2 separate regions of the Homo sapiens genome follow, and region 1 is linked to region 2. The links are chromatin loops, found by intact Hi-C in ENCODE. Cell type or tissue: prostate gland. All regions are shown on one strand. Each heading gives the region's core, and the rest is flanking DNA. Links, peaks and the distances in the headings are about the cores only.

The links. A loop is a pair of places that touch in the nucleus more often than their neighbours do. Peaks named below come from ENCODE experiments on the same cell type or tissue, not always from the same donor. Only the 100,000 strongest peaks of a DNase experiment are listed, where the experiment ranks them.
Region 1: a loop joins it to region 2, with 1.8 times the contacts of the local background. A loop is called at or near these places in 13 of 110 quality-filtered maps.

What each region holds. Positions count from the first base shown.
Region 1 is chr16:89,390,289-89,400,132 of GRCh38, reverse strand. The region is part of intron 2 of ANKRD11 (ankyrin repeat domain containing 11); the gene reads left to right. All of the region lies in intron 1 of LOC128462377, which reads left to right. Among named protein-coding and RNA genes, the nearest start is that of ANKRD11, 95 kb to the left of the region's middle. RefSeq lists an enhancer at 4,261-5,199. In prostate gland, for the core only: no CTCF peak of the experiment used is centred there; a DNase peak (open chromatin) is centred at 4,782; H3K27ac peaks cover 1,403 bases.
Region 2 is chr16:89,439,256-89,449,099 of GRCh38, reverse strand. All of the region lies in intron 1 of ANKRD11 (ankyrin repeat domain containing 11), which reads left to right. All of the region lies in intron 1 of LOC101927817 (a long non-coding RNA gene), which reads right to left. It also overlaps the pseudogene RNU6-430P. Among named protein-coding and RNA genes, the nearest start is that of ANKRD11, 46 kb to the left of the region's middle. In prostate gland, for the core only: no CTCF peak of the experiment used is centred there; DNase peaks (open chromatin) are centred at 5,169, 5,529 and 6,909; H3K27ac peaks cover 861 bases.

The DNA.
Region 1 (9,844 bases), core at 1,283-9,282, 50 kb after region 2:
GGAAGCCTGGGGCAGCAGATGACCGTCCCCCAGCGCAGGGAAGCCTGGGGCAGCAGATGACCGGCCCCCAGCGCAGGGAAGCCTGGGGCAGCAGATGACCGGCCTCCAGCGCAGGGAAGCCTGGGGCAGCAGATGACCGGCCCCCAGCGCAGGAAGCCTGGGGCAGAGGCTGCCCTCTCTTGTGTCACTCGGCTTACTCTGCTTCTTGGTCCTGGTGCACTGGACCTTCCTGTGCTCTGGGAGCCGATTCTGTGCTGTGTGAATCCAAGCCCTGTGCTCTGGGACCATTTTGTCTTTCTGACAGGATGGTCACTTTAAAAAAAGTAGACTTTATTTTTTATATTAGCTTTAGGTTCACAGCAAAATAGAACATAAATTACAGAGGGTTCCCCCGCACCCCTGGGCTCAGCATCCCCACAAGAGCGGCCATTTGTTATAGTCGCGACCGCCCTGGAGACAGTGTCATCATCACCCACAGGCCGCACGACCTCAGGGTCCACCGGGTGCTGTGCAGTCTATGGTTGGATGAACGTATCCTGATGTGGACCCACCGTTGTGGTATCATACAGAGTAGTTTCACTGCCCCAGGTCCCCCGTGTTCCTGCTGCACATCCCTCCGTCCCTCCCTCTCCCCAGCCCCTGGCATTCGCTGATCTTTGTGCTGTCTGCACGGTTTTGCCCTTTCCTGGATGTCAGAGTCGGAACCGTACAGCGTGTAGTCCTTGGAGACGGGCTGCTTTCACTCAGCAGCATGCGTCTATGGTCCTTTTTTGTCTTTTCAGGGCCTGGTAATATTCTGTTGTCTGGATGGACGCCGGGTGTTTAATCCACTCACCTATGAGTGTCTTGGGTCACTTGTAGTTGTCTCTCTGGGCTTCTCTTACGGATAAATGAAGAATAAACAAAGCCAGCCACTGGCCCCTGAACTCGGTTCTGCCTCTGACTTGTCTTGATGAGGAGGTGTCCTTGCGTGGACTCGTGCTGTGTCATCATGCTCCTGCTCCGTGTTCGGAGCCACCTGGGCTGTGACAGGAGGTCAGTGTTCAGGGATGATGCAGTTTCTGTTGAGGCAACACTGAAAATGCCTTGCTTGGAAACTGCGTCTCACAGAGCATGGAGCTTGTTAACAATTTTAAAAAACTGATGATGCTGATGGGAGAGAGGGATGATGGGAGTCTGTCTGGGGTCTTTGAGGCCTTGTCCAGAGACTGCCCCAGGATCCTGGGTGGCTGTGCACAGCCAGCTGAGCCATGTGCCTGCCACTGCATCTGTACTCCTGGGCCAGAAAGCACCTTTGCTTAGCCCACCTGATTTTTCTGTCAGAGACTAGACGAGTAATTTCTAACCTGGGCTTGAGACACTAACAGTGTATTGGGATTTTTTTTTTTGGACACACAATCTCTCTCTGTCACTGAGGCTGGAGTGCAGTGGCACAGTCATATAGCTCACTGCAGCCTCAACCTCCCGGGCTCAAACCTTCCTCCTGCCTCAGCCCCCTGAGTATCTGAAACCACAGGCAGGTGCCAACACACCCAGCTATTTTTGTTTTTTTATTGTTTTGTTAAAAAAAAATTTTTTTTAAGAGATGGGGTCTCCCTGTGTTGCCCAGGCTGGTCTCACACTCCTGGGCTCAAGCAGTCCTCATGTCAGCCTTCCAGAGTGCTGAGGTTACAGGTAATCTTCAGCTGTTTCACAGTGTCCCTCTTGTCAGCCTCCCAGAGTGCTGAGATCACAGGTAATCTTCATCTGTTTCACAGCGTCCCTCATGTCAGCCTCCTAGAGTGCTGAGGTCACAGGTAGTCTTCAGCTGTTTCACAGTGTCCCTCATGTCAGCCTCCCAGAGTGCTGAGGTCACAGGTAATCTTCACCTGTTTCACAGTGTCCCTCATGTCAGCCTCCCAGAGTGCTGAGGTCACAGGTAATCTTCAGCTGTTTCACAGTGTCCCTCATGTCAGCCTCCCAGAGTGCTGAGGTCACAGGTAGTCTTCAGCTGTTTCACAGTGTCCCTCTTGTCAGCCTCCCAGAGCGCTGAGGTTACAGGTAATCTTCAGCTGTTTCACAGCGTCACCAGATTCTCCAAACACAATTTAATTTTATTCACATAGACAGTGCTACATTGTCACTGGTGACAGGCGCTTTGTGGTTGTTTTTGGTGGGTGAATATTGCACCGATTCAACAACAGGAGATCAGTGTCTGAGGGTCCTGTGTTGCCACCCGAGGCACCTGCTTTGACCAGGGATGGAGAGTCCCATGCCCAGGACGAAGGTTTGTGTGCTGGTGGTGAGCTAGCTGGGAGACGTGGCACGGGCCGCTTGTCCCTGGCCACCGCCTGCTGCCAAGGGCTCCACTCCAGTCCCTTGCCTGTCAATCAGAAGATGCTCAGAGGAGAGGCTTCTGCATCATCTTCATCTTGACATTCCAAGAGCAGTACCGGGTCAGCATCCACAAAAGCACACTGTAAAACTGGGAACTGTGTCTTACCCTTCCTGAGTGAAAAGGGAAAGTTTATGCCTCAGCCTGAGGCAGGTGGGCCCCTTGCCATGCACACCTTTGTCCTGCAGCCAGGGATCCACTTGGCTGGGCTCAACCCTTCCCCGTCAGGGACGACTGCACAGAAAGGAGCGCGGATAGCAGCAAGGCCCGCCACGGGGAAGGCCTGCTTCCTGTGGGTCCCCCTGTGTGGCTGGCAGGGAGTGGTACGGCGCTGGGAGTCCAGAATCACTGAGGACACGGAAAGCTTCAGCTTCTTTGAGAAAACTCAGATTTTGTAAATGCGCATCCAGTTGACAGCACTTACGGTGGAATCCGTGGAGTTGGACTTGTGAGAGGCCTTGCCCTGAGGGGGTTCTTGGCTGGTGTCTGTCCTGGAGGTGGATGCCTTGATGGCTGTGTCTCCCGTGCTCCCCTCACCCAGGTCCTCATCCTCAGGACTGTGAGACGCCGTTGGACGTGGAGGAGCCTGAGGAGCTCTGGCTCTGTGGGTATGTCTGCTGGCATTTGCCAGTTGAAACCTGAAGGATTGGAAAATGTCTGTATACCAATTCCAATTAACAACAGGAATAATAAGCCCATTGCATATAAGCAGCACATTCTTTAAAAAAAAAAAAATCCTGTATTTTCCAGTATAAAAAATTAGTGATCTGGTCAAGTCCCCTGGCTCATGCCTATAATCCCACCAGTGCTCTGGGAAACCGAGGCAGCTGGATCACCTGAGGTCAGGAGTTTGAGACCAGCCTGACCAACATGGTGAAACCCCGTCTTTACTAAAAATATAAAAATTAGCCGGGTGTGGTGGTGGACACCTGTAGTCCCAGCTACTCGGGAGGCTGAGGCAGGAGAACGGCGTGAACCTGGGAGGCGGAGGTTGCAGTGAGCCAAGATGGCGCCATTGCACTCCAGCCTGGGCGACAGAGTAAAACTCCGTCCCAAAAACAACAGCAACAACAACAAATAGCAATTAGAGGAGCATTTCCTTAAAATTGTACAAACCCCATTAATGTGTGGCTTCATAGAAGACAGCAGGGTTCTCCTCGCTGTTCCTGCATCAGTCTGTGGTAAATATGTTGTTCTAGTTGAAGTATACAAAAAAAAAATCTAGTGGGAAAATGGAAGCATATTTTTAATAAATAGCTTTTTGATATAATTATGGAGATTTTCATTGATACGACACCAAAACCCAGCAGGTGTTTGTGCTGTGAGCGTTTCCAGCAGCAGGGGAGTCTCAGGGCTTCCCTTTGGTCTCTCTTGCGGCGAGTGCGGCTCCGTCGCGTGTGTGTGGGAGTGTGCCTGTGTGTCCACATCTGGAGGTGACCCAGGTCAGCACACAGTGTGCACCCAAGGGCCGATTGGGTGCCCGGGACTCGTGTGCATCTCCCGACGTGGATCCACTTGATTTTACTACATCAGAAAGCAGCACCTGTCTCTTCCAGGGAGACTTTTAGTTCTTCAGAAGCTGTCTGCTCTTGGAGTTTTCCAAAATTCTTATCTTTGAAAGCTTGAATTTTCACATTGACAACAAGTTGTTGAGGTGTTCTGGCTGAACTTGCAGCTGTCTTTCCTTCATTTTTTAGAAATGATCTGCCAGTACTCATGTCCGAACAACCAGAGTTTGCATGTCGGTCGGTCATTCTTTGACTGAAGATTGGTGCTTCCTGTCCAGAGGCCGCTGTGTCTGGTGTGCGGCAGCAGTGCTTTGTGCATACTTGTTTTGTCATGAAGGATATGCACAAGATGAATGCTGCGTGCTCGGGACGTAGTGCGTTGAAACAGTCTTGCCGCACCACCCCAGCAGTCCTCCAGTGAACTGGCTCATCAGTGCGGTGTCACCCAGCTGAGAAGGCATTGTTATTAAGCAGGTAGTTTTACACCTGGGAAGCAAGTGTACCAAGCTATTCAGTCTGTGTGCTGGGTGAGAAAATGTTGTTGAATGAATCAGGTCAGTCTGTGTGCTTATTGACAACTTTTCAAACATTTCACACCCTTAGAAGAGTCTGTATCACTTACCTCCCCTGATACCTATGCTTGCAAATGTGTGTGCAGTTTCAGAGGGTTCCAATGTGATGGCCCATTGGTCCCCTCCTGGGATTCTCATGGACAAGTAAGATTCGGTTCCCCGTTCGGGTGGGTCTGTGCGTCTGTTCCTGGGCGCATGCTCACAGAAGCAGCACGTGTCCCAGCCGTGGGCTGGCATCCCAGCGCTGTCTCCTCTCTTTGATCTTTGCATGCCAGTAGCAAGCGGACCATGTCCCCGCAGTGCAGGACTGGGCTCTTATGTAACAGCTTGCCGTCAGGGTTCCTTCCACACCGACGCTGCTCCCAGGATTACGGAGCTGGAAAGAGTCCAGCCCATTCCTCTGGCAGTACGCAGCCCTTCCCTGGGGCTCAGCCAGTTTACTTGGCTTGCATAATTCTTTCTGTTAAGACGCTGCCTTAAAATTGACCAAGCCTCTAACTTTTTAGACCAGGAGTCTCTTGGATCGTTTGAGTGGTGGTGTTGCCTGTTCTTGGCCCTCTTTCATCTTGTCCTGTGCTTCAGCCTGGTCACTTGGTTTAATAATTTGTCTTTGTTTTTCCAAATCCTGCAGAACTTTTAAGATGATCTGGATTGCAGTGACTTAAAATCATACCGTGATGTATTTGCTGGTTTGGAGATCTTTTTAACAGGGGGTTCTCTCATCAGCTCTAAGTAGCCTTGGAAAAACTGTCGCCTCTGAATTGGCTGCAAACAAAGCTTTAGGCTTTCCAACAGTGCTACAGCCAACCTGCCTTAATTGGAAATGAGGAGTCTGGACGTTTGAAAAATAACTCAATAACCTCATGTGTGTAACTCTCGGGGCCATATATTATGGAGATGGCTGTGTGTAATTTTACAGCATCCTTGATGGAGCCTTTGTCATAAAACACGACTCCTGTATATGAAAGCAGTCTTCGCAGGTTTTATTGAGACGAGGAGTGGAAAATACACTCGTTTTTCCACAAAAGGTTGTTTGTTTTTTTTTTTTTGGAGACAGAGTTTTGCTTTTGTCGCCCAGGCTGGAGTGCAGTGGTGCGATACTGGCTCACTGCAACCTCCGCCTCCTGGGTTCAAGCGATTCTCCTGCCTCAGCCTCCCGAGTAGCTGGGATTACAGGTGCCTGCCACCACGCACAGCTAATTTTTGTATTTTAATAGAGACAGGGTTTCACCATGTTGGCCAGTCTGGTCTTGAACTCCCGACCTCAGGTGATCTGCCCGCCTTGGCCTCCCAAAGTGCTGGGATTACGGGCGGGAGCCACTGTGCCTGGCCCACGAGCTGTTTTTCTGATGAGAAGTTTCCTGATGAGTGAGAGCAGTGTGGCAGGTGTGGAGGAGAGGCGGACGGCTGCTTTCCAGGGACATGGGAGACCACTGTGGAACTGCAGTCCCAGAACGTGCCCATGTCGTGGAGGGAAGCAGGTCAGAGGCTCCTGCCACCTGCCCGTTGACCTCAGGAGGACATTGTGCTTGCAGCAGCTGAGTGGCCTGGGAAGCCTGCCTGGAACCTGGGACTGTGATGGGTGGAGTCTCCAGGAGGGCTAGGGAGGCGGGGAGGAGCACCCTGTGAGCTGCAGGCACCGCTGTGTTGCAGTCAGCAAACACTGGGGTCTGGGAACCCACTTTCATGTTTGGCACCTAGTGGTTTGAGCTTCACTTATTCGTAGCCCTCACAAGTAAACTAGTCTCTATTACAAGCACTTTCTTCGTGACTTTTTGGCTTTTGTTTTTTGACACATTTTCCTCATGCAGATCAGCATGATTATTCCCACTGTCTGACATGTCTCCTCCTATTCATTAAATACTTAGAGCCTGTTTCATGCGAGATGCCATGCAGAGCTCTGCCAGATTCCAGAATGAAGGGCAATAGGCCCAGCTGGGATAGTTCCTGCATGTTTCCATCGGCCCGGCTGCTTCCCCTTCTAACCCTTACAAATCCTCTGAGGTGGACGTGATTACTCCACCTAAGAGGAAACTAGGCCGGGCGCAGTGGCTTCCTCCTGTAATCCCACCACTTTGGGAGGCTGAGGCGGGCAAATCACTCTGAGGTCGGGAGTTCGAGACCAGCCTGGGCAACATGGTGAAACCCCGTCTCTATTTATTAAAAATACAAAAAAAAAAAAAAAAAAGCAGCTGGATATGGTGGCACACGCCTGTAATCCCAGCTACATGGGGGACTGAGGTGGGAGAATTGCTTGAACTCAGGAGGCAGAGGTTGCAGTGAGCCAATATTGCGCCACTGTACTCCACCTGCCTGAGTGGTCTCGCACTACAGAGCAAGCCTCCGTCTCAAAAAAAAAAAAAATAAAAATAAAAAAAGTAAAAAAAAGAGGAAACTAAAGTTTAATGTGTACAGTGGACTCTCTTGGTCCCAGGGTGGGAGCCATGTCACCTGTGGGAACAGGTGAATGAGGCTGGCGTCGTGCTCTCAAGGTATTTATGATGTAGCAAGAAGGTGCCAGGTCCTGAGGGAGACTTCCAGAGGCTCCTGTGAGAGAAGGTATGCAGGTGAAGAAGAGGGAGGGAGACCGTGTTTCCTGGGGACTGGGCTTGCCGGAGGCTCCACTGAGGGTTAGCATTTGCATAGGCCTTGAATAAGAAGTAGAATGTGAAGAAATAGGCTGGAGTTTAGAAAAGGAATTTTTGGGGAAACAGAAAGGGCCTTGGTGACTGTAGATCACTCACTCATTTCAGATGCAGGCAGGTCCCAAGGTGGTGATTAGACACAAGTTCACTCTCAAAGGTGCTTTCTTATGTAGTTGATGGAGTCGGTTAAATGTATTCCCAGTTTTCTTTTTTCCTAACCTAGTGTTTAGAGAAAAGCAGCCTTGGGGGACTTCCTATCCACGAGTTTGCTTAAGTGCAGGTTCTGGGTGTGCCGGACATCCTAGATACCGTTGTCTGTGAACTCAACCATGTTGATTGGGTCTGCTCTTGTAGGCTGACATCCGAAGTGCATTACAGATGCTGAGTTGATCGTTAACTTCTGTAGCTGGGATCTGAGGGACAACCAAGACAGGTCTGCTTCAACACATCACGACCATGTTCTTGAACTGCATGGACCCTGGAGCATCTCAGCGTGGCATCACAGTGCTGCTCATGGAAAACATGAACTGGCAGACCCATTGAGACATTTTCAAAACATAAACATTGTTTTTCTTATTTCCATCGTTTACCCATTGTAGAAAATGTAAGAAAACATGAAAAGGGTGAAAATCTAACTTAAACTCCCTTATACAGGTAATGAATTTTAGCTTCTTGTGATCCTTCAGGAATGGGCCATCAGTGTGTTTGAAATGCTTGCTCCCTGGTGCCGTAAAGAAATAGCACTTGAACGTAAATTTAATTTCCTCAGCAAGGCCATTTTTTATACCTTCTGCAGAAAGGGTACACTCGCCTGCAGTTTTGCCACGAGAGTACACCGAATGAAGGAGACCAGGGTCATTTATAACCTGACGCTGTGTCCGGTTTTTTTATACCAACTGCTGTGTCCGGTTTCCATTGGCTGGAACGGGACCTCACATTCTGTATTTGTCCCGATTGGCTAGCAACTTAGAACTTTTTAAAAGAGGCAAAGGCAGAGGAGAACAAAGGAAGGAGGAAGTAATTTGTGGAATGCTGAGAAAGGTAAAAACACCTTCAACTAAGGAAGAGGAACAGGCCGTGACCTAATGCTTGCTTCGACCAGTATAAGCATGCCAGGGCAGATATTTAGGCTAAATTGTGGGAGCTAAGAACATAAAGTACATTGATTTCTTTATTAAGGCTAGCAGATATTTAAGAATGTCAGTACAGGTCTTTGAATAAATGTTGCTTTTAAGAGAAGTTACTATTTATTTTTAGTTAGATGGGGAGGAAAGTCTTTGAAGAGGAACCTCTGCTTTACTTCTTACAAGTGTGCTTACTGATTCTCTGTCAGCTTGTCCTCTCAGTGATTGAGAACAGGGTATTAAAATCATTACTGAGTTTGTGGTTTTGTGTATCTGTCTGTGTAGCTTGACTTCATGTATTTCTAAGCTCAGTTAGTAGGGGTTCTGAGGGGGAAAACTCAGATTTTTCCTTTGCTCTCATGCCACAGCGACAGTCAACACAGAAAACGCAAAAGACGTCTGTGACCAGTTGTGTGGGCTTTCTGCCCAGCAGCAGGGAGGCAGTCAGTTCTGTGGCGGACACCAGCTGGGTGTCCCACAATCCCGTGCAGCCTGGACACTGTCTACCTGGAGACGGCACGGGGTCCACCAGGGAGAGGACTGAGTCCCGCAAGACTGCCAGCACTCCAGCACCCACCGCAAGCCCTGGGTTCCTGTGGCTGTGCTTCTCAGCGACCTGCCCTGAATCTGGGGTTCCGTGACCCCTCCTTGGGTTCAATCATTTTTTTTTTTTTTTTTTTTTGAGACAGAGTCTCGCTCTGTCGCCCAGGCTGGAGTTCAGTGGCGCGATCTCGGCTCACTGCAAGCTCCGCCTTCCGGGTTCACACCATTCTCCTGCTTCAGCCTCCCGAGTAGCTGGGACTACAGGCGCCCACCACCGCGCCCGGCTAATTTTTTGTATTTTTAGTAGAGATGGGGTTTCACCGTGTTAGCCAGGATGGTCTCGATCTCCTGACCTCGTGATCCACCCACCTCGGCCTCCCAAAATGCTGTGATTACAGGCGTGAGCCATGGCGCCCAGCCTGGTGCAATAATTTTATGAGAGTGGCTCACACAAATCAGGGTGACACTTACATGTTCACCAGTGTCGTGGAAAGGATTTTGCAAAGGATATGCACAGTCAGATGCGGAGGGCAGGGCATGTGGGGAGCAGCGCAGAGCTCCAGGAACCTCCTCCCCAGAGTTAGACAACCATTACCAGCAGCATTGTTTTTGAAAGATTTTCACAGGTGTTTTTCTGCAGGACTTACGGGTGCTGGCCCCTGGCTGTGTGCTCACTGTTTCCCCGAGAACCTGTCGTCCCTTTTGCCTGTTCTTCTTTACCTAGTTTCTCACCTTTGACTGCCTTTAAGATTTTCTTTTCACCTCTGTGATGTGCCTTGGTCAGGTTCTCCATGTTTTGTGATTGGGATTTGTTGAGCTTCTTGGATCACTAGAGTTTACAGTTTTCATCAAAATGTGGAAATGTTCAGGCTTTATTCCTTCACGTATTTTTTTCTGCCCTCCACCTCCTTTGGGAGCACCCCTTACCGTTGGTTAGGCTCCTGCACCTCACCCACGCCACACTCGGGGTTTGATCCAGTGATCTTCTCTCTCTCAGTGCTCCCCGCCACACTCGGTGTTCGCCCCAGTGATCTTCTCTGTCTGTGCTCCACGCCACACTCGGTGTTCGCCCCAGTGA
Region 2 (9,844 bases), core at 560-8,559:
GGATTACAGGTGTGAGCCACCACACCTGGCCCATTTCCATTTCTGTGTTTCTATTCTTGCATTTTCTTTTTCATGTGTGATTTGAAGTAGCAAAGAATAAAAGAAGCTGCTTTATGATGGTTGATGGCTGCTACCAAGAACTAAATACAATGGTGATATGGGCAAGTAAAACATGAACAGATGCCAGGTCCGGGGCACTGCTTTGCTTGTGCTCATGGAGTGAGCCAGAGGTGGGTGGGGATAGAAAGAGCTCTCCTGCCCTGCCCGCATGCCGGGACTCACGTGCGCTCCGGTGGACGGGGCGGTGCTGGTGAGGGTTTTTCTAGGACTGCTAGTCCAGCACCGTCTCGTCTTGGACTTTGAAAATGATTTTAGGGTACTGTAAGGCCTCAGAAGCAGTTTAACTTTACTTTTAAATGTTAAATTCATTAAATTTGTGCAATTAAATGCCTGCTTTTAATTAGGCGTATTTGAAGATTATTTGGAAGGTATTTTTGTGCTTATGTCCTTTATAAAATACTTCAATTTTTAGTTTCAACTTTTGGTTTGAGAGTTTTAATAATATAGTAGTAAGGCTAATTTAAGAAAAAAGAAAATGGAGATTTGTGTTTAGGTGCTGTAGTAGGTTTGCTTTGGCCAAGACTTTGAGTACTTTCGTGTGATTTGGAACTCATGGTGTGAATTCTGACAGATCAGGGAGAAGTTTTTCTTGAGCACTAATATAACTTGTCCTTTCAATTCAGATTTTTGAGAAAAGGTTTCACCATTGGACTGTTTATGCTCATTTTACAGTTGAGACTTTTTCTTTTTATATTACATGGAAATAATTTGCACATATATTCTCCCTAACTAAAAACATCACCTATCAGTCTTACTGAATTCCTGTGCCCAGTGTCTGCAAGGTGCCCACTGTCTGCAGGGTGCCCACTGTCTGCAAGGTGCCCAGTGTCTGCAAGGGTGCATGTGACAAAGTCATCCCTGCTTCAGTGAGAGAATAGATGGCCCAACTCTCCATGCCTGTAATCCCAGCACTTTGGGAGGCCAAGGTGGGCGGATCACCTGAGGTCAGGAGTTGGAGACCAGCCTGACCAATATGGTGAAACCCTGTCTCTACTAAAAATACAAAAATGAGCCAGGCGTGGTGGTGGGCGCCTGTAGTCCCAGCTACCTGGGAGGCTGAGACAGGACAATTGCTTGAACCTGGGAAGTGGAGGTTGCAGTGAGCTGAGATTGTGCCAGTGCACTCCAGCTTGGGTGACAGAGTGAGACTTTGTCTCCAAAAAAAAAAAAAAAAAGAAAAAGTTATTGTATTTTAGGAAAATATTAGATAAATGCTGGTACATGTAATAAATACATGATGTTGGGCCAGGCGCGGTGGCTCACGCCTGTAATCCCAGCACTTTGGGAGGCCGAGGGCCTGCGTGTCCGGATGCAGTGTTCTTAGGGCCAAAGGTGGCTGTGTAGGAGGAGTGAGAACAGGTGGAATGTGGACACTTAGGGTACGAGGCCAAGAGTGGAGCATTGTTGTAGGATTGTGGACCACAGCAGGGAGTGTGAGTGCACGGATGGGGATCACGAGGACCCTCTGATTCGTAGGATTGTGGACGACAGCCGGGATGTGGGTGCATGGATGGGATCATGAGGACCCTCTGATTTGGGTGTTAGCTGTGTGGTTGCTACACTCTAGATCGTGCTATGTGATGTTTCTTTGGCACCTCAGGCCCCCTTGTTGAGGTTCAGTGATATCTGATGGAGAGGAAAGGGTGTTGGGGTGTTTGTGATAAGTCGCTGGATAGGGAAGAGAGGGAGGCATCTAGGGACCACTGTCTTTAGGAGTTTAATGAGGGCAAGGAATGGGGTAGTAGGAGACAGGGCAGCAATAGTGATTAAACTTTTGGTACTAATGGGTTGCAAATATGCATTGGGGGTGAGGAGGCCACTGGTGTTGGACGTGGAGCTTTGTAGTTGGAACGATGGACGTGCCCTTTGTGTGGGGGTCATGCAGTCACGTGCTCGGTGGCTTTCATGCAGTGTCTTCGTAGGGTGGGGAGGGATGGCAGGCATTCAGTTGGTGGCAGGTTGTGTTGGGTCCTTTCCAAGCTTTGCTTCATTCAGGCTTTAAGCAGGACCTGGCCCGTGAGGCACTTGGTGCAGAGTGAGAACACCTCGGCTGTCCCTGGAACTGCAGGGACAGAGGGTGTGTGGCAGGGTGACAAGCGGAGAAGCAGCTGTGGGGGCTGGCGAGAGCCTCTGTGCCCCAGAGTGGAGGAGGAGAGAAGCGGATGCTCGAGGTTTGAGTGGGAGGCTGTGTGTGAGAAGGGCCCCTTGGTGCTCACTGGACAGGAAGCTGCTTGCTGGGCATGGCTGTGGCTGGTGGCACTGTCATTGTGTGTCCAGGGTCCTGCCACAAGGATCTCAGGGCTTCACTTCACAGCCCTTGATGGCCTGGCAGCCAGAATTGAGTCTGTGGGTTTTTTTTGGTTTTTGTTTTTGTTTGAGACGGGGGCTCGCTCTGTCACCCAGGCTGGAGTGCAGTGGCATGATCACAGCTCACTGCCACCTCTGCCTGTTGAGCTTAAGTGACCTTTCCTTCTTAGCCTCCCTGTCAGCTGGGAGTACAGATGCTTGCCACCACACCCGGATAAGTTTTGTGTTTTTTGTAGAGATGGGGTTTTGCTATGTTGACCAGGCTGGTCTCGAACTCCAGGGCTCAAGCGATCTGCCTGTCTGGGCCTCCCAAAGTGCTGGGATTAGGGGCGTGAGCCACTGCGCCCGTCCACCTCAGTGTTAAACTGTTTAGATGCAGCTGTCACAGAAGCTTTAGGAGAACCTCATCTGTTTTCATATTAGAAGCTGTTTTCTTGTTCTCGACACTCTGTATCCCAATAGCTCATTCATGGAAAACACACCCAATTAGGGACTGATCAAGGATTTTCTACCCACTGCCTTCATGAAATGCAATTGGAAGTCCTTTTTAAACAGTTTTTTTTTTTTAAAGATGGTGGTTCTAAGTGTGGATCCATCTGAAGAACAAAACAAAGCTTCATATTCTCTTAGGCAGGAACATATACTAGGCTGGTTTTTTTTTTTTTTTTTTTAACAAAAAATTTTTTTTTTTGTTTTTGTTTTTGAGACGGAGTTTCGCTCTTGTTGCCCAGGCCAGAGTGCAATGGCACGATCTCCGCTCACCACAATGTCTGCCTCTTGGGTTCAAGTGATTCTCCTGCCTCAGCCTCCTGAGTAGCTGGGATTACAGGCATGCACCACCTGGCTAATTTTGTATTTTTAGTAGAGACGGGGTTTCTCCATGTGGGTCAGGCTGGTCTCGAACTCCTGACCTCAGGTGATCTGCCTGCCTCAGCCTCCCAAAGTGCTGGGACTATAGGCGTGAGCCACAGTGCCCGGGCTCAAAATCGTTTTTTTAAAAAAATACAGTTATTTCCTGATTTTATTGAAGAGGATGTTGAGATATCAGAGTAAGAATTCAGGTGTCAGGCAGGACATTGTCCCTGTGCTTGTGGTTATTGCTGTCTTTGTTTCCTGCTTCAGAGTAGCCTGAGCATTTGGAGGACGGATCATCCTCAGCCTCTGTGGCTCCTTGGGGCTGGGGCACTGGTCCTAGGTATGTTTGCAGGTTGGGGTGGAGGATGATAGTGACGTCCATGAGAGGTGTGATGTTGCTTCAGGGGTAGCATCTTACGCCCCAAGGAGATGACCTCTTAGTTTACCTGAACCTCAGAGAGGCTGAATTTGCTCAGCCAGTGGTTCGAAACGGCTGAGCAGTGGTTGAACTAGGGTTGGACCTATATATATTAGTTAAAGAAAACAGCTTGCTCCCCTTCCCTTACTAATACATTGGTTAATGCCATGTCCAAACAGCCTGTTTTACTTTTGTAAACAAGCCACATGGATAAGGGCTTAGCTTTATGGGAAGAAATCAGCCGTTAACATTTGCCTCCTCTGAGGTGGGCCTGCCGTGGAGAGATGGGGACTTCAGTTGGTGAGTGCCTGGGCACCCTCACCCAAGGGGCCAGCACACCTGGATGCTGAGCCTCCAGGTGGGTGGTGCAAGGGCAGGTGCTGAACGGGTCTGTGTGGTAGGTTTGCAAGGGTGGCAGTGTGCCACTGTCTGGGTGGGAGCCTGCCTGCTCCTGTGGTGATGTCCTCTGAGGTCTCTGCCTCTCTCTTTAGGTGGTGGTTCCCTGAGCTTAAGCCCCTCATGCATTTCTCACACTGTAGGGTTACTTGGTTGTTACATCATAGTTGATCTTTATTTGGTAGAATTTCTCTTTTTTTTACATTTTATTTATTTATTTATAACAGAGACGGGATCTGGCTGTGTTATCCAGCCTGGTCTTGAGCTCATGGGCTCATGCCATCCTCCTTCCTGTTTTCCAAAGTGCTGGGATTACAAGCGTGAGCCACTATGCCTGGAGTAGAATTTCTAAAAGCAGTCTTGTATGCTGCTAGACCCTGAAGGGGCTCATGATAGCTTTTCTTTTCCTTGCTTTTGGAGAAGAAACAGTGGGCAAAGTTTGATGATTGGATTTCAGGTGATATCGAAGTCCAGGGCTGGACTAGCTCCAGGGTAACGCTGATGGCAAACCCTACACAACCCCCCTCCCTCCACTCCACCCCCCCGACCGCCCCGTTGCAAAAGTAGGCCGTTAGTGCTTTCTGGAGCCCAAAGAAAATGTTTAGTACGCACCTGCTCTTCCCAGCAAGTCTGTCATGTGCAAGGAGTTGCAGTGAGTGGCAGCCTGTTCAGAGTTGTGGTTCAGGGAGGAAGCATTGCTAGAGTGGGCTTTGGGCAGGAGCATTTATCTCATGGAGACAGTTTTCTGCTGACTGCATTTCCACCTGGAAGGGCATACAGAGTGTTGTTTCTTCTGCTTGTGATTTTAAAACTTGCATATCAGTATCTACCTGTTTTGAGTCTTACTAGTATTTTATGCAGGAACACAAAAAAAATACTTAACTACCTTTTTTGTAAAATACCGAAGTGAGTTGTTATTTATTTCAGATTTGAACTTTTCATTAACCTTTGTCCCAGCCTTGGTGAGTTACAGGGTACTATGGAAACTGTATTCTTGGTCTGCGGAGTTTCTGCCTCCCTGTTCAGCCTGACAGGCCGCTTTGTCTCTGCACACCTCTCCTTCGGTGTTGACGCCGGCCCGGCACGGCAGCTGTAGTTGGCACAGGCTTTGTTGGCACTTTCCTCCAAGACAAGCCCCTGCCCTCCCAGCAGGCTTGCTCTGCACTCACGGGCCTTGTTCCACCTTCCTGTGCAGATCTGTTTCTTAATGCATCTTGGTCATGGGTCATCACTGTTCACCCCTATTCAATTCATCCAGCTTGTGTATCTTTACATGTAATAAAGGGGTGTTCCCGCTCTTAAGAATTGCATTTCTCTTGCTTGCAAAAACTGGTTGAAAAGGCTTAACAGGTCTGGTAGCCTTCTGGGTGCGGAGGGTATTGCCTAAAGAATTTTCCATGCGTGGCAGGCAGCTAGTAGGTATGTGTCTGGCACCCTTCCATGTGGGTGGTGCTAATACTAGTGGTGCAGGGTGGTGCTTGCTGTGGGAATGGGAGCACCCTGTGTATCTCTTGTCTCTTACTGACTGGAAGGCATCTGATGCCTTGCAGAGCAGGTCCCAATCTGTGTGTGTTTTTTTTAAAGTATGGAATGCTTCACAAATTTGCATGTCATCATTGCACAGGGGCTATGGTAATCGTCTCTGTTGTTCGAATTTTTAGTACATGTGCTGGCCAAAGCAAGCATGCCATGCTTGCCTTGACTGTGAACAAGTTCGATTTGAAATACTTCACATTTGAGGCCGGGTGAGGTGGCTCACACCTGTAATCCCAGCACTTTGGAGGCCAGGGCGGGCAGATCACTTGAGGTCAGGGTGAAACCCTGTCTCTACTGAAAATATAAAAATTAGCTGGGCGTGGTGATGCATGCCTGTAATCCGAGCTACACGGGGGCTGAGGCAGGAGAATTGCTTGGGCCTGGGAGGCAGAGGTCGCAGTGAGCCAAGATTGCACCATTGCACTCCAGTCTGGATGACAGAGCGAGATTCTGTTTCAAAAAAATAAGAAGAAAAAAATGAAATACTTCACATTTGAAAAACTTCCTGGCTAGAGGAAAAATCCTTGCTTATGTCTAATGAAAGAGGCAGAGGCTGGGTGCTGTGGTGAGGTGTTGAGTGACAGTGTCAGGGCCCGTGGGAGGTGGTGGCCGGCTTGTGCTGTAAGGGGCAGGAGCGCCGGAGGCTCACCAGGCCGTGATGGGGTTGGAGTGAGAATAGGGCACACACCTTCCTGCCACCGGGGAGCAGGGTAAACAGCAGAACCTTGCTGTGCGTGTCTGGGTTCCAGCAACATTCCTGGTGGGTGGTGGGGAGGAAAGGACTAACCGTGTCAGCACCTGGCCTTTGTGGGACACAGGCCTCCTCCCTGGAGCTTCAGCTTTATCTGGAAATGAGTCTTTGATGCGTAAAACCGTTCCTGAATGATACTGTCCAGCTGGTGGAAACAGGTTTGTTTTGACCTAAAATCTAGGGGTATTGAGAGAGAGAGAAACAGAGACAAACAGCGTGTGGGGGAAGCTGTGCATAAAGGGGCGTTTGTGGGATTGTCTTTTACTCAGGATCCAGCTTGAGCCAAAATGGAGGAAGAGTCTTGGTCTCTACAAAACAGGTGGTTTTCTGAGACAGATTCAAAAGCATTTTCTAGAGAAGCTCTACTGCATCCCTCCATCACATTCAAAACATTGTTTCTAATTATGTTTTGAGAGTGTAGAGTTAGATTGTAGAATACTGAAATTAAATCCTTAGTGAGGAAAGCGTAGACATGACCTGGCATGTTCTCCAAAGCACTGGCACCAGTGGGCGTGCGTTGTCAGCTGGGGTGTCCTCCCTCTGCTGAGCCTCCTCCCCCTGCGGCCTTCGCCTTGGCCCTCGGTGCACTGCATCGGTGTGCCAACTGCTCACTGTGCACAGACCTTTTTCATACTGATGAATTCATGTTTATTACTTTTTAAAAAGTTTATTTCTTGGATCTTAGTCACAGCTAACCCTGATTTTGCTTTCAGTACAAGGATTTTTAATTTCTAGACCGGATTTGAGTTGTTTGAACGGAGGTCTGGTGGCTTTGGGAAAGGTCTTTGCATGGATGATGGGGGAAGGTGCCTTTTTGGTGAGTGCCATAGTCGGCTGCCACCTTGCCATCCAGAGAGATTCCTGCTTGTGGACACTGTTCAGTTATGCAGGGTATGTTTAATTTTTTAAGAGTCAGGTTTGCGTTTTTTTTTTTTTTTTTTTTTTTTTTGTAGGCGGAGTCTCGCTCTGTTGCCCAGGCTGGAGTGCAGTGGCACGATCTTGGCTCACTGCATAGTCCGCCTCCTGGGTTCATGCCATTCTCCTGCCTCAGCCTCCCGAGTAGCTGGGACTGCAGGTGCCCACCACCACACCCAGCTAATTTTTTGTATTTTTAGTAGAGGTGGGGTTTTACCATGTTAGCCAGGATGGTCTCCATCTGCTGACCTCGTGATCCGCCCGCCTTGGCCTCCCAAAGTGCTGGGATTACAGGCGTGAGCCACCGCGCCCGGCCAGGTTTGCGTATTTTTTAATAATTCTTTTTCTGAAGTTTTTTTCCTGACTGCTTTTGTTGCTGGGTGATGGAATATATTCTGACATTGGATGTGCAAGATCTTAAAAAAGTCTGTGTAATAGAGTCTGTGTAAGAGAGCCTGTGTTGAGAAGTTCTGTAGTCTCTTCAGAATGAAAATTCATTTAAATATTTTAGGACTTCACTCCAGAGGGTTTTAGCGCATGCATAGCGAGGAAACTTTTTTTTTTTTGAGACGGAGTCTCACTTTGTGGCCCAGGCTGGAGTGCAGTGGCTCGATCCTGGCTCACTGCGATCTCTGCCTCTCAGGTTCACGCCATTTTCCTGCCTCAGCCTCCCGAGTAGCTGGGACTACAGGCGCCCACCACCACGCCCGGCTAATTTTTGTATTTTTAGTAGAGACAGGGTTTCACGGTGTTAGCCAGGATGGTCTCGATCTCCTGACCTCATGATCTGCCCGCCTCGGCCTCCCAAAGTGCTGGGATTACAGGCGTGAGCCACTGTGTCTGGCCGCAAGGAAACTTATTTTTTATAAACCACGATGCGCTCTCTCTTTCCGTTTTGACTGTGACACACACCAGCCACACCAGGATTCATGCGCACTCACACGCATTGCCACACAGCCACAGATGTTCCTGTTGATGCCACATGGATTTATTTTCAGTCCCGGCAGGCTTGGAGGCAGGTGGCCCCCTTTCTGTAGCCCCTTGCTGGGTGGTGCCTGGATGTCCTCTGGCTTCTCCAGGGCTCTGCCCACGTTGCTGTGAGTTGGATTTTTTGGGGCCCTTAGTTTGTGCTTGATATTTTCTTATGCTTTCTTCCTTTCCCTCTTACCTCCTCCTCCCCCTCCTTTTGAGACAGAGTTTTGTCGTGTCATCCAGGTTGGAGTGCATTGGTACTCACAGCTCACTGTAGTGTTGACCTCCTGGTCTCAAGCAATTCTCCCACCTCAGCCTCCTGAGTGCCTGGGACTACAGGTGCACACCTCCATGCCCAGCTAAGTTTTTATTCTGTTTTTATTGTTACAAAGTTGAGGTTTCAGTGTGTTGCTCAGGCTGGTCTGAACTTCTGGCCTCATGTGATCCTCCCCCCTCAGCCTTCCAGAGTTCTGGGATTACAGGCCTGAGCCACCACGCTGGACCGAGACATTTTCTGGTGGTCTGCTTTTCCTAGTTCCACTGTTATTTATCCCTCCCCCCAGGGGAACATGTACATTTTACGTGAACATATTGATAAAATGTTCATTTCTAATTACAGCACACTGAATTCTTCCGGAGGAAGAATCCTGTGAACCCTGCCATTGTCCCCTTGAGGACTGGAGAAGTAGGAAGAGGCAGGGAAATGGTTGCGGGTGAGCACTGGGCTAGAGGTTCTGTGTTTTAGACCTCAGTCCTGAAAGGCTGTGATCTCCTCTGAGTCTCTGATTCTTTGTCAGCTTCCTCATAAGAGCCAAGTCACAGATTATGGAGTTAAGGTAGTGGGCTGCGGCTCAGACCCCACACCTGTGAGAGACACAGGCCTCTCCTGCTGTGGGTGTGTGCAGTAGAGCTGGAGTCTTTGACTTCTCCGGAGGCCGCCCATCAGTCTAGGTCAGCTGCACTGTGGGTAGTGTTAGAGTTGAGCTTACAGCTGGCTCTGTTGGTGATCATTGGGAATGAAAACGTTCCACAGAGTTCTGAGGGGGACGGAGTTGTGTTGAGAACACCTTTGGTGTTGTGTGTCAGTGGTGTAGATGAAGAATAGATCTGAGGTGGATGGAGGTGTGCTGAGAACACCTTTGGTGTTGTGTGTGAGTGGTGTAGATGAAGAATAGAACAAGCTTTTCTTTGCTGATTGTGTGGTTGTATTCACAGCCTCAATTGCTGAGGCGCTGTGGTGTGTTTCAGCTTTATCCTAAATATCACATTGCATTTTAGATGGGTTTTCTCACCCATATCCCTGGATCACTGTTTTACATGGAGAACTTTGACACTTGTTTTTTCTTTGGTGTAGTTTTTAGCACTGAAAGTGTATACAGATAGTCCCTGACTTAATGATGGTTCGACTTAGGATTTTTGACTTTACACTGGGTTTATTGGGAGGTAACCCCATTGCAAGTCAAGGAACATTTTATCTCCTTAAAAGTAAAATCATTAATTTAGTGTTGTCTGCTTTTAAATTTTTACATATTCAGAGGTCCTATATATTTGTGCTTAGGATTCAGTTGTCTATA